Linked DNA regions of Homo sapiens: region 1 is linked to region 2. A link is a contact called in ENCODE Hi-C data. All regions are on one chromosome and are shown on one strand. The core of a region is the stretch at or near the end of the contact, and the rest is flanking DNA. Distances in the headings are between cores, read along the strand shown.

Region 1 (4,348 bases), core at 1,210-3,709, 87 kb after region 2:
GCATAATTAGTGGATGGAATTTAGAAATCAGTATTATAAGTTAGTAAGGAGAGTCTTCTAAAAAGATACTTCTTGTACGTGAATCTACATACAGTATTTTTGTGAAGCATATTTGAATCTATTATAACTATTAAAATATACTGAACTTGGCCGGATGCCTCATGCCTGAAATCCCAGCACTTTGGGAGGCTGAGGTGGGCAGATGACTTGTGCCCAGGAATTTGAGATCAGCCTGGGCAACATGGTGAGACCCAGTCTCTACAAAAAATACAAACATTAGCCAGGCGCCGGGGCGTGCGCTTGTGGTCCCAGCTACTTGGGAAGTGGAGACAGGAGGAGGCAGAGGTTGCACTGAGCCAAGATCCTGCCACTGTACTCCAGCTTGGGTGACAGAGTGAGACCCTGTACCCCGACCCCCCAAAAAAAAGAAAGAAAAAAATATAGAGAGAGAGATAACTCAAAATCAATATCACAAATTGTGTTTGATCTTGCTATGCCACAAAGTACTACACCAAGATTTTCACTAATCAAAATTTTTAAATCTTATTTCAACTTTTTCTTTAAAAATATTTATTTTTTACATTTTATAATGTTCATAATATGTTAATATATAATATTTAACATAAAATAGTAGGTATTAAAGCCTGGTGACATAGGTAAATAAATATAGATGTTAGATAAGAAATATTTTAAAAGTAAATATATTAGAAACACATGCTCAAAAGTTTTTTCTGATGGGGCACGTGATATGTAGTCTTTTACAGCGAATAGACAATCAGAAACAGCAAAGAAAATGGGTTAGTTTAGTTCTTTATAAAATCTATCAGAGAAAATATACATAACATACCAACCCTAAAGTATGCATTGATCCTTTATTGCCAAGCAAGCCAAATTGGGAAGCTAATTACATAAACGTTTTTAGAACTGTTCAACAAAGTCGTCCATTTACCTTTGGTTAAAAGTCAAATTGTTGGAGCACAGCCCTAGAGACGCTGATTCAGCAAGATGAGTATAGACCCAAAAATCTGGATTTTTCACAGCACTGAAATAACTCCTCATTTTGAAGATGAGGAGAGTAAGATCTAGAGAGTTAACATGACTTGGCCAATGGTATGTGGGGAGTTCACCAACCAGAGCCAGGGCTAGAGCCACCCCAGCCCTGTTATTTCCCTGTGCAGCGCCCCCCTTTGGCACATCCTGCTCCTCAAATGAAACTCTGGTGCCTGCCTACTTAGATATTAGCAGATTGGAGGAAAGCAATCAAGGGGCTCCAATTTCAATGCTTCAGCTAGAAACCACTCGTCACTTGCAAAATTATCCTTTGAATTTTCTGGTGAGACTAATGGCCACAGCACTTTATAGAGCTAAAAACAAAAAGCTATTGTTAGGTTTGTTATTGTTGCCATGTTGCTAGGAGAGCCTCTGCGATGGAATGTGCCATTCAATACAAGCTTTGCTTCTCTGGTACAACCCTACCATGTTCAAGGGACATGGCCCAGGTGCAAGGGGAGTGAGACCATACATTGCAAGGCCAAGGCCAGAACAGCAAGAGAAAGGGGAGATTTCCTCTCGGGCTTTGTGGGAGAAGAATCAAAGACTAGCACACAAGTCCTGAAATAACAACAGAGTTCTTCAAATTTAAGAAATAAGCATACATGAAAATTCCAAATGTTATGCTGCTTTGCTTTTGTGGTCCCTAAACCTGCCCATTGCTCATTTGGTTATAGCAAACAGCAGTAAAATGGTCCTGAAATGTATAAGACTGTATTTTGTTGGAAGTAGGCCATGCCCTGGCCCCAAGTTTGATTCACTGTTCTTGGAAATACTCCAAGCATGGTGGTGGTATGAGAGTGGGATATTCACCCAAACACCTAGTTGATCAGATCAGCAAATACAGGCAAGGAGGGTGGCAGATGAACAGAACTGGATACACGTGTGTAAGACAAGTGACAATGTCCTCAATTATATGCTGGAATGAAAAGCACATGTCCACCTCTTCAAGCACCTGAATTCCAAATGCCATCACTTTCCTTTGTTATTTGCATCCTAGAAAATACACCTCCAAGGATAATGTGTGCATATATATACATATATTTCCAGGGTGAGAGAAAGCATGAAGAATAAAGGGAGAATTAACGTACCATTTAACATTTTTGAAATGTTTGAAAACTGCCACTGGGAAAATGGTATACCTCTTGCTTAAAAAATGACACATTTTATTTAAAAATATTCCGCATTTTTTATTTCAGGGGAAGGGGAGGTAAGGGCTGTTGTTTTGTAAAACCTCCCAAGGCTGAGCATGGCTGTCATTTCTGGAGTCTTTCTGCTGAGGCCATTTCTCCTGTGACCATGGGCTAAAGGGCACAGCCGCGTGCCCCCACAGCTGCTTCTGAATTCTGAGCACAGGCCAGAGGAGGGGAAGGGCCGGATGTTTGCAGAAGCAGAGCCGACCCTTGGGTAAAAATGGGAAAACAAAAAGTGGTCAGGATGGATTCCAGAGTAGTTGGAGTTATAGGGAAATCTTCACTGCCAATGTTCTCTAGATCCTCAGCACTACGCCCTGGCCAGCCCCGAAGTCGTGGAGCCCCCCTCCTGCCCTGGGCTGGCCACCTCTCTCACTGGATGAGTGATGTGCTCTGGCTCAAAGGCTGAGGGGGCAGGTGGAGGATGCCTGCCGCGGAACGTGGGTGCTCCCTCCATCAGAATCTTCTCACTGGGAGAGGATCTGCGGCCGTCACCTGCAGCCCCGGTCCTGGCAGAGCTTTTGGAGAAAATGGTAATGTTTGCCTGGTCACTGGGACCACAACTCAAGGGTGGAGGGTACTGGAACGGGATGGGCTGAGGGGTTCCAGGTTCCACTCAGCTGCCCAAGGGCTGGAGGGATCTATGGCCCTATCCCTAAGGGAGGAAAGAAAGCCTTTGCCCTCCATGAAAGGATTCAAGGGGTCTTAGGGCCTTCTTAGTGGCCCTGAGGTCATGATGCTAGTTTGTGCTGTGCTCTGTAGGCTGCCATTGTATTTTGCTATTGTGGGAAAACAGAGGCAGTGCAAGGACTGAGGAAGAAGAATGTAATTCTGTTGGGGGCTTGGAAATCCCCAGCAGGGGCCACCCATGGAAGAGGACACCCCAAGTGCCTGCCCTGGGCCAGGGGAGAAGAAAACGGAGTGCCCAAGGCCTCAGCTTCTCCACTAAGCACCTGTTCCCTCTGCAAGGGGAGAGGGCCACCAGCTGAACCAGTGTCACCTTGCTCAGATCCCAGAACTTGGGCTCCAGAAGCAGCAGTCAGAAGCTTCTGGAGCAGCTCATAGACCCCTGGCCCAGGCCTCCTGCACTCTCTGGTGGTCCTGTAGCAGCCTCCCACTGAAAATGTCCTCTCACTGCTTCTGCAGAATTATGCCACAAGGGAGAAGCAGCTGGCAATACATGTGATTGGATTTTTCTTTTGTTTTGTTATAATGAGAAAGTGAAGGAATACTCATGGGCCAATTTGTAGAGAGAGAGAGAGAGAGAGAGAACATATGAAACATGCCATAAGGAAGGTGGTCTCTCATTTCACTGCACATTGTTTGGCAAAGATGATGTCATTTCATTCACATGTCGAAAGTAATTGGTCCCTTACCAACCACCTATGAAATTAAGAGCATTTCACATAGATAGCTGGAAGATTCAGGGAGCATGGTTTTCATTTATGATTATTTTCAAAGTGAAATGTTTGCCAGACTAAACAACAAAGTTCTTTGCTTGTTTCAAGAGTCCTTTGAGTGTGAATCATGCCTTGATCGACTATGTTTTTTCATTTGTAGTCTTTACTGAGTCTCCGAACGATGGTGCACCTAATTAGTCATCACCAGCACATTATCACTGGAGATAGACAACCCAAATCCAAAGACTTCATGCAGAGTTTTCTGATGGAGTTCCTCAGACACTCTATTTTTCCAGTTCAGCTCACAGTCTTGGGCATCAGATGCTTTTTCCCACCCTCTAACTTTGTCCCCATCTTTTCTAACAAAAACACAATTACTTTTTGCTCTCAATTCAAGATTCCGGGACTAGTAAGATGATACCAGGGTTGGGTATCCACTGAACAGGAATAGCCAGAAAGATCCAGGAACTGAAATTGGGTTAGCAGATTAGAGCTTCGGTGACCCTGAGAAGTTGAGCCCCCAAACCATGGCTGTACCCTAGGAGAGGCAGAGCCAAGGGGTTTGGCATCAGCCAGATATTGCAAACCCGAGAAGGCAATACCCACAATCCAGGAGCTCAGAAATCAGAGATGCAGCTAGGTAACAAACACAGGTTGTGGGAGCCAGGAATAAGCCAGGGAGAGGATGGGGAAAGGCCCCATGGC
Region 2 (4,224 bases), core at 1,235-3,734:
TCCTTGTAGGTTCTGGATATTAGACTTTTGTCCGATGGATAGATTGCAAAAATTTTCTCCCATTCTGTAGGTTGCCTGTTGACTCTGATGGTAGTTTCTTTTGCTGTGCAGAAGCTCTTTAGTTTAATTAGATCCCATTTGTCAATTCTGGCTTTTGTTGCAATTGCTTTTGGTATTTTAGTCATGAAGTCTTTGCCCATGCTTATGTCCTGAATGGTATGGTACATGTATACCTATGCAACAAACATGCACATTCAGCACATGTATCCCAGAACTTAAAGTAAAATAAAAAAAAGAAAATATTTCCATTTTCTGAACATAGTTTTCCAAAGTAGAAATGCAATCAATACAAAGTAATACTCCCATTTGCCTTTCAATTTACAATTCACAAACCACTTCCAGGGACATAACTCTACTTATTCCTCACCGCTGTCCCATAACAGAGGCTGAACTCCATTTCACCAGTGACGAAATTGGGACAGGACGTGGGGAGGCCACTCAGACCGCCTGGAGTCTCAGTTCATAAGTGGGAACGCCCGGACAGACAGACAGCTGCGTCTCCTGACTCCCGGGCCAGTGCTGTTTAGTCTATCTAGCTGAGGATTTTAAAACATTTACTTCCGCTTAACTCACTTTGTCCCCTATTATGGTCCGTGTGTGTGTCAGTCAGTCTTTATCTCTGGACCTGAATCAAAGCTACCCCTTCTCCCACCTCCTCCTGTTTCAGAGGGGAAAAAATTAAAGCCTAAATATTGAACACATGTGCTTCTCATCTGGGCAGCTTAGCAGGATGGGGGAAATCCTCATTGTTGTTGGTCCTGCCTCCCGATGTCTCAGTGTGCCCTTACACCTGGTGCCCCACTACTACCACAGTCTGAGCCCACCGCACTCAAAGTCAACCTTCCATGGCGTGCCTTCACTCCCATCTTCTTAGCTTCTCAGTGTCTCAGTGGCTCGCTTTACTGGCCTGTGAAAAATCAACTTGGGTTTCCATTTAGGATAGATTAGAAGGTGTGCAGGGAGAGACTAGTAGACACCTTTGCGTAAAGACCTGACATCTTCCGCCGTCTCTCCGACTGCACTGCTGTGGGCAGCCGTGACTCATGGTGAGGTCATGCATTCCCAGGCGAAGTTTATAGGTAACCAGGAGGCTGAGCGATTTGCAGGTGCTCTCCATGCTGATCATTCTAACTCTAACTCACCTCCACGTTGCACTGGCATCTTTTGAAGTAGAACTTCATGGGGTGAACAGGAAGACTACAACATTTTTATTATAGTTGGCTTCCTTTGCTGAATTAGCGTTTATACTTTCCCAGTAGAAATCCCCAAATTGAAAATATAGAGGTGTCAGCTAGCACCACTTTAGTTAAGGTTGTGTCAACATTTCCTATAAACCTTGTTTTTCTAGGGTTTATAACTAGACCATAAAAATTTGCTCAGCTCTGAAACTTGGCACAGTAAGTAAACCTGGGAGTGAATTTTGCAGAAATTGAGGAGGGAAAAATAAGTTCAGCTGTTTTTAACATGTGCCTCTGCTAAAATGGAAATGATTTTAAGATTCATTTTCTTTTTGTGTGACTCAAATGGAGATTCAGCTTAAAAAAATAGTGAACTCAAGCAATTATTTCATTGATACATGCTAATTGCACTTGTTAATTTTTAGAGAAAATGTTAATGATTGACATATTTGACTCAAAGCCATTGACTGTGCATCCACAGGTACCAGTTTTTGCAAAGCAGTTAGTTAGCTGTGCATAACAATGTGATTTGGCAAATAATCTGCCCACATTTTAGTGCCGTAAACTAATGCTTTGAAGGAATCCTTCTGATAAAAGGTTAACAGGCTGCTTCAAAATACTAAGTCACTCAGGATCACAACCCTCTGTTCATCTTGGTCTAATCTGCAGCTCACATTTAACAGACGATTCCCAAAAGCAGCTCCTGTGATGTTTGTATGAAAGAAATGCCCAATCTCTCTGACCGTCTACCTTTTCTGGAGGATGTGGTAGGTGCTGCACAGCCCAGCAGCTCACCTATTCCTTTTGTACCACTGGCAAGATATTGGGATGTTGGGTGCAATTAGTCAACATGGATGCTTGTAACGCCCTGGCCGGCGTTTGCCAGTCTCGGGCCATGAACTCCGGGATGATGGCAGGCACCAGTGACAGGAGCATTATGGAAGAGAAGAAAAAAGTGCTGGACTTGAATGGATTTTGCCAACAACCTTGGGCGAGTCAGTCCACCTATCTGGGGACAATGATACTCTGCTAACCTAATAGGGTTATTGAGAGAATCAACTGAAGTCATTATGCATATCAAAGCACTTTCTAAACTGTAAGGTGCCATCCAAATGAAAGGTGGTGGTACCTGGCTCAGCATCGGCTTTTCTTTGTAGACACCTACTGAGTGTTGTTAGTAAGGTCATGGTAGCAACGTGTACCCCTTCAGCTGACTCAAGGGGAAAGGCCCTGGGCTTCCCAGCACTTCAAGCCACAACCGTGTGACTCAACCCAGCTTTGTTTTTTCTAACTGCAGTTTCCTGCTTCCACTTCTCTGCTTACCTCTTGCTGGTCACTGACCACTTTTGGAATGAAGAATGTGCTGGACTCTTGGTGGCTCATTTCCCATGGACATGAACACAGCCCCAGAGGCCACCTTGGTTGTTTGATGTCACCGTTCTGCCCCTGCTCCCAGCTGTCCCCATCCTGCAACACATCAGGTCCTTTTGCTAGTTGCAGGGTTTCAGTTTTGGGTGCCTTTAGGTTTTCTCTGAGATTGTTTCCCGCTACACCCCAGGGCTTCTTTCCTTGTTTCCTTATGTTGCACATCTTGGGCATAAGTGAGCTGGATTTATTATGAGAAATTTTCTGGCAGGAATCTCTCTCTCTTTTTTTTTGACAGTCTTGCTCTGTCACCCAGGCTGGAGTGCAGTAGCACAATCTCAGCCATTGCAGCCTCCTCCTCCCAGGTTCAAGCGATTCTCCTGCCTTAGCCTCAGCCTCCCAAGTAGCTGGGATTACAGGCATGTGCCACCACGCCCGGCCAATTTTTGTATTTTTAGTAGAGATGGGGTTTCACCATGTTGGCCAGGCTGGTCTCAAACTCCTAACTTCAGGTGATCCGCCCACCTCGGCCTTTCAAAGTGTTGGGATTACAGGCGTGAGCCACTGTGCCTGGCCAGCAGGAATATCTCTGAAAAGCCATCAGTGCCGTCAGTCCTGAGCAGGCGTAGCTTCGTGGGCATGTGACCTATGCAGTCACACATGCCCTGGGCTCGGGAGGGCCCTGCACTTGGTTTAATGCCCTGCTTTTGTCATCTTAAAATTCGCAATCACTTTTAGACAAGGAGCGCCATATTTTCATTTTGCACTGGGCCCTACAGATTATGTAACTGGTTTGGCACCCTGTGCCCTGACTCTTCCTAGAGAGCCCCGAAGACCTTAACCTGGGGTATCCTAGGGTTCCTTGCTGAGTGCTAGGCCCATCTTGAGCAGGATGGGCAAGACTTGAGGTCACCTATCGTGGGCAGTGCAGGGGTTCAGCATGAGCCTTGCTACCCCCGAACCCTGGCTTATGTTTTCCCGCCAGTCCTGAAGCCCTCACTCCACCCCAACCCACCCCATCCCTGCAGCCTATAGGAGTGGCGTTCTGCCTCCGATTTGCTGAAACAACTCTCTGCTGGCTTAGCTGGAGCCAGACTCCCTGTCTACCATTTCCAGCCCCTCTCCCAGAAGCCCAGACACTGATGTGGGCATTTGTAGTTCCCATCAGGGTCTTGTTCCAACATGAATGGAACACTGGATATCTTGGAGCAGCCACAGTCTGGAACTGAGAACCGTCATTTCTGCATCCAGCCTGCTGGAACAAATACCTCCAAGTCAAACGTTTACTCAACCAGTGCTACCTGGCATGGGGGATGTTTCTGTAAGCAAGACAAAGATGTTTCTGTCCCTGGGGAATTCACATTCTAGTGGAAGAAGACAGACAATGAATATAATAAATGAGTAAATTTGGAAGTTAAAAAATGAATGACACTGTGAAAAAATAGGCAACAGGGTGATGGAGACCAGGAGGGCTGGGGGGCATTTTGCCTTAAGAAGAGGAAATATGGCCAGGCGTCATTGTGCTTACCTGTAATCCCAGCACTTTGGGAGGCCGTGCTCAGAAGTTCAAGACCAGCCTCGACAACATAGCAAGACCCCATCTCTACAAAAATTAAAAAAG

The links. Hi-C counts contacts between places; a loop is a spot of excess contacts on that map. Pooled maps may share reads with other maps.
Region 1: a loop to region 2 is called in a pooled map, with 2.2 times the contacts of the local background. The contact joins the promoter of LINC02664 here to the enhancer-like site in region 2. A Hi-C loop is called at or near these places in 1 of 50 pooled maps.

The regions. Positions count from the first base shown.
Region 1 is chr10:31,185,424-31,189,771 of GRCh38, forward strand. LINC02664 (long intergenic non-protein coding RNA 2664) reads left to right here and starts at 2,460. Exons shown (of 3, transcript NR_134478.1): 1 at 2,460-2,776.
Region 2 is chr10:31,098,752-31,102,975 of GRCh38, forward strand. The region is part of intron 1 of LOC105376481 (a long non-coding RNA gene); the gene reads left to right. Among named protein-coding and RNA genes, the nearest start is that of ZNF438, 69 kb to the left of the region's middle. RefSeq lists an enhancer at 2,586-2,645. Within about 2 kb of position 2,485, at least 3 of the 41 ENCODE cell types and tissues checked have a DNase peak (open chromatin) inside an H3K27ac peak, as active enhancers do.